Linked DNA regions of Homo sapiens: region 1 is linked to region 2. A link is a loop called in an ENCODE intact Hi-C map of the cell type or tissue named here. Cell type or tissue: endothelial cell of umbilical vein. All regions are shown on one strand. Region 1 overlaps LRRK1-AS1 (LRRK1 antisense RNA 1). Region 2 overlaps CHSY1 (chondroitin sulfate synthase 1).

Region 1 (5,000 bases), 61 kb before region 2:
CATTTGTTTTGAGACAGAGTCTCACTCTGTCACCCAGCCTGGAGTGCAGTGGCACAATCTTGGCTCACTGCAACCTCCGCCTCCCTGGTTCAAGTGATCCTCCTGCCTCAGCCTCCCAAGTAGCTGGGATTACAGGCACATGCCACAATGCCCTGCTAGTTTTTGTATTTTTAGTAGAGATGGGGTTTTGCCATGTTGGCCAGGCCTGGTCTTGAACTCCTGACCTCAGGCAATCTGCCCGCCTCGACCTCCCAAAATGCTGGGATTACAGGTGTGAGCCACGGTGCCTGGCCTAATTCTGTTCATTTGAATGCCATTCCTCTTTTCACGCTGTTTGTATTTAACTTGCAAATGGCTCTTGGTGGTATGATTCTATCACAGCTGTAAGCATAAGAGGGTTATGCCTGCTTGCAGGTGTTTATGTACTTAAGTAGCAGTATAATAAAAATCATTTAAACCAACACTAGGGGACCAAGAGAATCTTTCCCCCTAAAATGAGGGTGGAAAGTTGTCCTCCATTATTTGAGTTTGAGAATCATGTGATAAAACAATCAGCTTTGATGTGTCTACAGCCATTAAGTGACTTAATGAGGAGATGGCCCGGAAGAGGATTGAAAGCATGGGCTGCTCGGTGTGAGCCCACACTCCTCTGTGAGCTCTGACCTGAGGAAAGGGACTTGGCCTCTCTGAGCCAGGTTTCACATCTGAAAACTGGGGTCAGGGCCTCTGTCCGGGCCAGCTGTCACTCATGTGTCTGCGGCAGAAGCCTGATAGGTGGTGGGTGTTCCCTCTCCTCTGGGGTTACTCGGTCCAGGCTCCTCTGACAGGCACAGCCTTGACCCATGAAAAGCCCTTCTCCAGAGGGATGCCAGGCCCCATATCAGGCAGGACAGAAGAAAGTTTTGTTGGGGGCCTGGGGAAGTGGCCCCCAAGACCCTCCAGGGCCAGCCTCCCGTTTGGCTGTGGGGCAAGAATTCCAGCACCCAACAGTCTCAAATCCAAGCCAAAGCATGGCCTCAGATCTACCACGTCCTCAACACTACCACGGGGGACTTGCTCACCCCTCACTCCAGGGCCAGCTCAGGTGGGGGCAAGCAGAGGGTGACCAGCAGGTGTAGCCTGAGAGCCGAGGCCAGCAGGAGGTACAGACGGAGTTTGAAAGCGTCAGAGCCCATCTGGCTGAGGGAGTCACATGTGCAACTCAGAGCACCCCGGGCCTCCTGACCTGAGCAGGGGTCAGCAGGTGCCCATGCCAGACCCAGGTCCTCTGTCCCGGCCGCCGTGCCTGGCAGCCGCTGATGAGCCCAGCGTGAGGCCGGTGAGCTGGGCCAGGTGGGGAGGTGGCGCGGGCCAGGCAGGGAGACTGGGAAAGGAGGGCTTCGGGCGTCTCCGTGACGAGCTGTGGTTGCAGGCTGGCCTGGCTCCCAGCGTGGCCCCCCAAATCACGGGCCTCCCAGCTCACCCTGGACACTGGGGCACCGGGCCCAGAGTCCACCCAGCAGGGGCCAGGAGGATTTACTGACAAGGCGAAGGTCTGATTTATTTTTACTTTTCAGGGTTGCCCCCACCAAAATGAAGGCTGCTATTAAACCCGCAGCCACTAAAAATAAATATTTAAACGCCACATTTGTGCAGCTGAGCCAGGCTGGGCGCGCCTTACAGGCATGCCATTTCCTCGGGTGGCTGGGACAATGACACCCTCGCACGTCCGGGAGCCGCAGCCCTGAAGGGGCCGGGCCTCAGCCCAGTGAGAGGACAAATCCTGCTGTCCAAGAACATCTTTATTCCCCAGTATCTGGGGAAAGCAGCAACTGGCTAGAGGAGGGGACAGAAGGAGACCGAGAAAGGAGAAGCGTCTCCAGGGAGTCCTCCCCTCACGAGGGCGCCAGCAGCCCCGAGACGCCCCACGGCCCGGCCTGGCTGCCTCACTCCAGCTGTGCGGGTCCTGCCGAGACACAAGACAACACGGCCCTGGACACAGCGAGGTCAGAAACCAGACGCAGCAGGGACTGCGCGGGCTGGGAAGGCTGGGCCCTCCAGCTGGGAGAGGGTTGCCTGGAGAGAAGGAAGTCCCCAGGCTGCCAGCGACCTGCTGCTCCTTCCCAAGCCCAGGATTTCCCAAAGCAGCTTTTCCCTTCCAGACGCTGGGGTGCAGGGCCCAAGACTTCCCAAAACAGCTTTTCCCATCCAGAGGCTGGGGTGTAGGGCCCATGACGGTTCTGCTTTAGTGTCGGGGATGAAAGAGAGGGAAAAAGGGCTGGGAGAGAAACAGAGAAACAGAAAGAAAGAAACAGACAGAAGACACAGAGACACAGAGAGAGGAAAGAGACAGAGACAGAAAGAGAGCAGAGAGAGACAGACACAGAGAGAGAGAGGCCCGGGGAAGAGAGACACACAGAGAGAGAAAAGAAATAAAAAGCAGGGGTGTGGAGTGGGGCGCTTAGCGACAGAGGAAGAGGAAAGAGGGGGAAAGAGACCTTGCTCACGGTGTACAGGGCTAGTCAGGGAGCGAGAGTGGCGGGCAGACCCTGCCCGGACCGCTGGACCCCTGAGCCTCCCCCTGCAGAGCAGCCTCCCTTACCATGTGGGAATGGAGCCCCCAGCCACCAAGGACCCTGGTGGACCAGACGTGGTCTGGTTGAGGACATCCTGGGTGACCAGAGTCATCCAGACCTTCCAGGTGGGACTGAAGAAGCTGCTGCTCGCCAGGGACCTGTAACTTGGGGTGCACTTGGAAATAAGGTTTTCGATATTTTGTGAATAGCACAAGTGTTCTCCCCCTGTATTTTCATTAAAGCACTATCAGTTAGTTAAATGTGCATCTCAATGCTTGTCATCCTGTTTTGTCTGTCTCTGGCTTTCTTTTTTCATATACTAAAAACCTCAAAAACCAAAAGTGGCCAGGCCCCCGTCCACCCGCGGCTCACTGGGTAGGCTGATGTGGCTCTCTAAGTGCCCTGGCTAAGTGCTCTCTGACCTAAACAGATCCCAGGTCCTAGAGCAGCCCCTGGGGAAGCCCTGCACCTCACAATGTTGACACCTTTGAACTCTGTTGCCACTTAAAAGTCACTGGAACCTGGGACCCTGAACACCAGGGGGCCAGGGGAGTCAGCCGGCGGCAGCCCATGGCAAGGCCACCAAGCTGGGGCTGGGCAGCTGGGAAGGAGGGGCTCTGAGGCAGGTGCTCAGCCCACCTGGGAGGGCTGGCGGAGGTTCCTGAGGTAGCACCAGCTTTGGGCAGCAAAAGCCGGTAGCACTGAGACACTCCGGGGGACACGTATCACCAAGGCCCATCCTGCCCCTGACCTAGCTGGGCGTTATTATGGAAGGTATCTCCTTTTCTGTCCTCTCCCACCCTCTGAAAATATCTTCAGAGAATCAGTATGAAGAGAAATAGTTCCCCTCACTATTCCATAATACAGCCCTTTTACATATTTTATCCCATCTGATGTTCACAACAGCCCCACCCTCACTCCCATTGCTTGGGTCTCTGTGCTGCTTCTCAAACACCCCAAGTCCTTTTCTGCCCCAGGACATTTGCACGTGCTCTTCCTCTTGATATTAATACTCTTCCCCATGTCTCATTCCCTCTCTTCATTCAGGCCTCTATTAAATGTCCTCTTCTCTGAAGATGCTTACTTTACAACCATGTGTGACTATCCAGGAAAATTCTCCTGTTCTTAGGAAACACTCTGGCATGTTCAGAGATTGCAGTGAATTAAAATGTCAGAGATTCTTTGCAGATTCCTTCCATCTTCTCCCATCAAGAGGCACAGGCTAGTTCCCCACCCCTCTAATCTGGCCAAGCCTTGCAACTTGCTGTGACTCATAAAGAGTGGCACAAGAGACACCATGTGACTCCAAATAAGGCCTTAAGGGGCCTTCCATCTTCGCTTTTGTCCCTCTGGAACTCCGGTCCCTGTGAGAAGCCCGAGCCAGCCTGCCGGAGGGGCACATGGAGGAGAACCAAGGCCCCCAGGCCAACTGCCCCAGCTAAGTGCTGGGGACGTGAGGAGGACAGTTGGGACCCGTCACAAAGTTTAGAGTGATTTTTAGGAAGGAATGTCAAACTGTAACAAGAGGGAAGAACAAAGGCCTGCCACTTAAATTTTTGAAAATAAGAAGTTGAGGGAAAACAGAAATAAAACTTCAAGTAGCTACATCTATGGTCAATTGATTTGCAAGAAGTGTGTCAAGATAAGTTGATGGGGAAAGAATCATCTTTTCAAAAAATGGTGCTGAAACAAAAGGATGGATTTGGACTACTGTCTCACACGACATTAAAAAATTTACTCAAAATGGATCAAAGACTTAAATGTAAGAGCTAAAACTTAAAAACATCTCAGAAGCAAACAGACGTCAATCTCCTTGACCTTGGATTAGGCAATGGTTTCTTTAGATTAGATACCATCAGCAACAAAAGAAAGCAAACCACCAAGAAAGTGAAAGAACGATACAAATAATGAGACAAAATACTTGGAAATAATGTATCTGATGAAGACTTCCTTCTAGGATGTATAAAGAATTCTTAAAACTCAGTAATAAAAAGACAAAATAACCCAATTCAAAAATGACTGAAGGAATTGAATAGACATTTCTCCAAAGAAGACATACAAAAATGGCCAATAATCACATCAAAAGTCATTGGAAAGGCAAATCAAAACCACAGAGGCTGGGTGCAGTGATTCATGCCTGTAATCCCAGCACTTTGGGAGGCCAAGGCGGGCAGATCACTTGAGGTCAGGAGTTCGAGACCAGCCTGGCCAACATGGCGAGAGCCCATCTCTACAAAAAAATACAAAAAAATTAGTTGAATGTGGTGGCAGGTGCCTGTAGTCCAAGCTACTCAGGAGGTTGAGGCAGGAGAATCGCTTGAACCTGGGAGTGGGGGGATTGCAATGAGCCAAGATTGCACCACTGCACACCAGCCTGGGTGACAGAGCAGAACTCTGTCTCTGGGAAAAAAAAAAAAAAAAAAAGGAACCGCAGTGAGAGACCAT
Region 2 (5,000 bases):
GTGGCAAATGTCATGTGGGGACTCAAAGAGAAGAAAGGTTGAGAAAGGTTATTTGCAGGCCATAAAACCTTGAAGCAAATATAGTCATTTTACAATCCTGTTGGGGCACTCGGAGGCACAGCAGTTACAAGGACCTGCTACGGTGCCTCAGAAGACGCTCCCAGGGTCTGGGAAGCCATGCTTCCTGTTCCACCAAGGCCAGCCTTTGTAACGTGACTTAAGTAACTGCGCAGGCCACCAGACCCCACCGCTGACTGCACCTGAGGATCTCATGGTAAGGAAGGCTCTTCCACGGCAGAGACCCACAAGCCCACAATGTGCCTAACTGAGAGCTAGCAGAGTCATGACTGTCTGCTGTGAGATAAAAAGCTAGATGACAATTCCGGCAGAGATTCTACATGTATTTGTTTCAAGTATAAATTGTTTCCATTTCATCTGCTCATAATTTCCAAATTCTTAACAATGAACACGAAGAACCATAATATCGTTTGTGGAAGGTCTCTCCATTTCCAAGAGTGTAAACACACATTAATTTGGCCTTACAAGCTGTCTTCTACAGTGAGGTGAGAACAGTCTGAAGCATGTGCTGTTCCTTCTTTGCCCTGCAGGAAGCTCGTGCTGCCAATTCCATCTCCCCATGTATCTCCGACCCTTCTCTCTCCAGCCCCACTGGGTCATGCCACAGGTTCCCCATGGGTCTGCTTGCAGAATTCTGTTCCTCCCTCAACAGTGCTTCAAGACAGTAGCACAGAGGTATTCTTAGAACACACATTGGAGACTTATGGCTGAACAGGAGTGGTGGAACTGACATGATTTTCTCCTCTCTTCCCAAATACAGTGGATCCTTGAACGACGTGGGGGTTAGGAGTGCCGACTCCTCATGCAGTCAAAAACCCATGTATGAGTTTTGACTCCTAAAAAACTTAACTACTAATAGCCTACTGTTGACTGGAAGTCTTATCAATAACAATCAATAACACATCTTTTGCATGTTGTGTGAATTATATACTGCATTCTTACAATAAAGGAAGCTAGAGAAAAGAAAATGTTATTAAGAAAATGGCATGGAAGGAAGAGTAAATACACTTACAGCACTGTATGTATTAATACTGTGAGTTTACATTGTCTGTTTACAAAATCAACCGTCTGTATCTGAAATGGATGGGCCATTGCAGCTGCAGACCTCAATCTACAGTACCTAGCAAGCAATTCATCTTTTTCTTGTAATATTATGACTTTTCTGTTTCTTGGGAACCATTCAGCATGGTTAGTGGTACTTCATATGGGTCCCACGGTGTTATTCGAGGTTCACAGTATTGCACTAAATCTGACGAAAAATATAAGAACTGCAAGAGATCGCTTTTGACTGCAATATGCAATTTTCTGGAGTGATGAACTGTTCAGGTGGGGATGATTAGTGTCACCCAGCATTTCAAGCCTACATTTGCACCAGCTGAGCTCACCACAGTGGCAACAGGAGGCAGCTATGAAGTCACTACAGGAGTAGAGTATGTATCACAGTTGTTTTATACAGTTATGAATGAATGCTGCATCTTAGTCCTCTGGGTTTACTTCCTTGATAAATACATAACTCTGAAGTTTAGTTTTTCCAGAAATTACACCCAAGCACAAGGTGGTGAGGTGCAAGTCTGATAATGGGGAAATGGAAATTGGGGGACTTGAGCAGGACCCTGCCCTCATATCCCACTTGTGTCCCAGAAAACTTATTCCACTCCCCACCCCAAGCAGGAAACCGGAAGAGTCTTTTGGATCAATTGAACAGTACCATAGATACCTAGAGTCTGCCAACAAAAACATCACCCAAAAAGCTGGATCATTACAGCAAAGACACTAGTTTTAAAAGCCTCTGCTACACAGCTCCTGGTCAGCTTCTCAATGCTTCACTCTTAATGAGAATCAACAGTCAAGGATCATCAGGGCAGCTGAAAAAGGGTTCTGAATGGGAATGATGAAAATAAAACAAAACAAAAGCAAAACCCTTGGTGGAACAGAAACAACGCAGTGAACAGAAGAAAAACACAACAACAAAAACAAAAATCTACAATATAGTCAAAGGGAAGACAGTGCAACCAAAACAGAATGTGATAAACACGAAAATCAGAGGAAAAAACCCTTGAAACCAAACACAAGACAGCAAAACAAAGGAGTAGAGTTTGAAGATAAAACTGAAGAAATCCCTAGAAGATCATAACGATAAAAAAAAACCAGACAACAGGAGAGAAAAGTATTCATTCTAGGAACAAAAAGCACACAGGAGGGAAAACAACAATATAAAAAAATGGATCCAGAATTAAGGGAGTCAGGTGCCTGGGTTAAACTCTAAGTATCCAGTATAAAAAGTACAGTATAAAAGTATCCAGTATAAAAACTACAGGAAAAAGCAATCTAAAAATTTCCACAGAGGAGGAAAAAGGGCATATACAAATAATCAGAAATGGAAATGGCACCGGACACAGATAACACCACTGGGAGCTGAAGAACAATGCCTTCAGAAGTGGGAGGAGTGGAAAATTATTCTCAGTGTAGAATTCTCTTCCCAAACTATCCATCCAGTGAGAACAGCAAAAGATGTCAGATACTCAGGACTCAATTTTACCTTGCACTCATTCCTTCCCAGGAAGCTACTGAAGGATATGTTCCTCTAAAGCAAGGAAAGAAAGCTGTAAAGAAGATGACAGGATCCAGGAAACAAGACGCATGGGCCAGAATGACCATGCAAGGAGGCACCACACGGACAGCCCTGCAGCAGCTGCGGGAACACGTGCAAACGGGGGAGGGTGTGGGTGCCCACTGCCTCCATCTCCAGAGTCCAGCTCAGTGCTTGACACATCGAGTTCATAACAAGTGAGGTCTTTAAACAGAGCAAGTATGGAGAAATTGTTGAATGACATCCATACAGAAGGAAACAGCTGATGATGACAGACACGATATGTTACACATGGTAAACGGCATACAAGGATAAGGCTGGGCTCCTCTGGCCAGGATGTGTTTTAAAACGCAAAAATCAGCAGCATATTTAAAGAGAAAATATATACTACTCTGGAGAGATGATATAGTGGTCACCTTTTTTTTACTCCCTAGACCAAATGTGACTGCACACTTTATTCCTGGCCGTCCATACCCCACACAGGGAGGGCGGGCCCCCACGGGAGGCCTCTACATGACTGACTACTTCTCACACACCCACTAGGACAACACATCCCCACACATTTTCAGGAATCCATTTCACAAAGTGTTTTAGAAGCTGCCTACGGTTGTTACTTTCACAGAGTGTGTGTGCTAAGGGGGTGAACATGGAGAAAAGTATTGACTAAACAGGCTGGTAGAAGCTGTAAAACAGACTGAGGGTTTTAAACTACAGTGAAAGTTGCTGTAAGTACCTTCCGGCTAAACTCTACAAGTTTGAAATAAATGTGTTACATATATATATAATTTTTTTTTTTTTTTGAGACAGGGTCTCCTTCTGTCATCCAGGCTGGAGTGCAGTGGTGTGATCTCAGCTCACTGCAACCTCCACCTCCCAGGGAGCTGGAACTATAAGCATACACCACCACATACAGCTAATTTTTGTATTTTTTTGTAGAGATGGGGTTTCACCAGGTTGCCCAGGCTGGTCTTGAACTCCTGGGATCAAGCAATCTGCTTGCCTCGGCCTCCCAAAGCCCTGGGATTACAGACGTGAGCCACCCAGCCCGGCCATTTTCTTTTTTTAATGAAAAAGAAATCTGTTGTAAGATAAAAAGGTGTGTGTGAGTGGTGCACATGCACATGCTTGGGGGAGGGAGCACCTGAGAGAAAGTGAACTTAAAATAAAGCCAAGTCTACGCCCAGACTGGCTGGTGGCCCCTGCTCTGTCCCAGAGGAGTTACTTTTATTAATTTATTATTTATTAATGTTGCTACGGTATATAAACAATTCAGACAGAGAAGTTCCTACCTGACAGACTGGGTGGAACACATACCTGTAATGATCTTTAAAAAAATCTAAACTCACGTCAAGGAAATAGCTCTCCCTTTCTAAAAGAGGGTGATGCGGGTTTAAGCAACAGGTGAGCAGACACTCTGTCGCAGGTAAGGACGAGTACCTCCACCTTAACCAAGACCTGCCCAAATGGGCTTCGGGTGGTGCCCTTCAGCCAATTTCTGTACAAAGCCTTGTCATAAATGGCTTTGGTGTAGAGGTAGGGAAACATTTTCTTGTTACCCTCAGCGTGTGGAATGGGAGATGGAGAGGCAGAAATCAAATATGCTGTCTTTAGAGCTCTTTAAGAACAGGAAATGTGAAATATAATGCAAAGCAAAAATGTCAATGAGATATTAAAGCCAGGTTAGGAAAGAAATTCATACATCATCTGTGATTTCTGAATGGAGCAGGAAGGAAAACCTAGGGAAGCCCTGACGGGCCCCACCAGGCTCCAGGGCCATGGGACCTCCAGGCCAGCCCTTGCTCTGAGTGTGAACAACCTCCATGGAGCACCCTCCATCCTCCTTCCCTGTGAACACTCTCCATGGAGCACCCTCCATCCTCCTTCCCTGTGAACGCCCTCCATGGAGCACCCTCCATCCCCCTTCCCTGTGAACGCCCTCCATGGAGCACCCTCCATCCCCCTTCCCCGCCTTCCCAGGTAGCCCTCCCATGTGACCACATCAAGAGATCTCAGTGCTTCTGGATGGAATCTTTGCCTCTGTGGCAAGGCGGCCATTTGTACTGAACTTTTGAATCCCCTGCAATGTTCTCCTCGAAATATCTTTTTTTTTTTTTTTTTTTTTTAACCTCACCAAGTTTCCAGTTTCTCTGCTGTGATTTGGGTTTTCCCTACTTCCTACCTTTCATTTTTCTTTGAGGATGCGTATTTAAGAGGCATGCTGTGGGTGAGATGAAACTGAATCATTTTGCTCTAGGCACATCAAGGAGAAATGCTGGTCATTAAGCGTTTAACGCCTACATCTCCAACCATCTCCCTGCTTTCCCTCATATTA

Evidence for each region. A loop is a pair of places that touch in the nucleus more often than their neighbours do. Peaks named below come from ENCODE experiments on the same cell type or tissue, not always from the same donor. Only the 100,000 strongest peaks of a DNase experiment are listed, where the experiment ranks them.
Region 1: it touches region 2 in a loop (2.5-fold over the local background); 17 of 110 quality-filtered maps call a loop at or near these places.

What each region holds. Positions count from the first base shown.
Region 1 is chr15:101,119,896-101,124,895 of GRCh38, forward strand. All of the region lies in intron 1 of LRRK1-AS1 (LRRK1 antisense RNA 1), which reads right to left. Among named protein-coding and RNA genes, the nearest start is that of LRRK1-AS1, 29 kb to the right of the region's middle. In endothelial cell of umbilical vein, a CTCF peak has its summit at 1,884; a DNase peak (open chromatin) is centred at 1,916; H3K27ac peaks cover 74 bases.
Region 2 is chr15:101,180,931-101,185,930 of GRCh38, forward strand. The region is part of intron 2 of CHSY1 (chondroitin sulfate synthase 1); the gene reads right to left. Among named protein-coding and RNA genes, the nearest start is that of LRRK1-AS1, 32 kb to the left of the region's middle. In endothelial cell of umbilical vein, no CTCF peak of the experiment used is centred here; DNase peaks (open chromatin) are centred at 2,731 and 2,801; H3K27ac peaks cover 1,959 bases.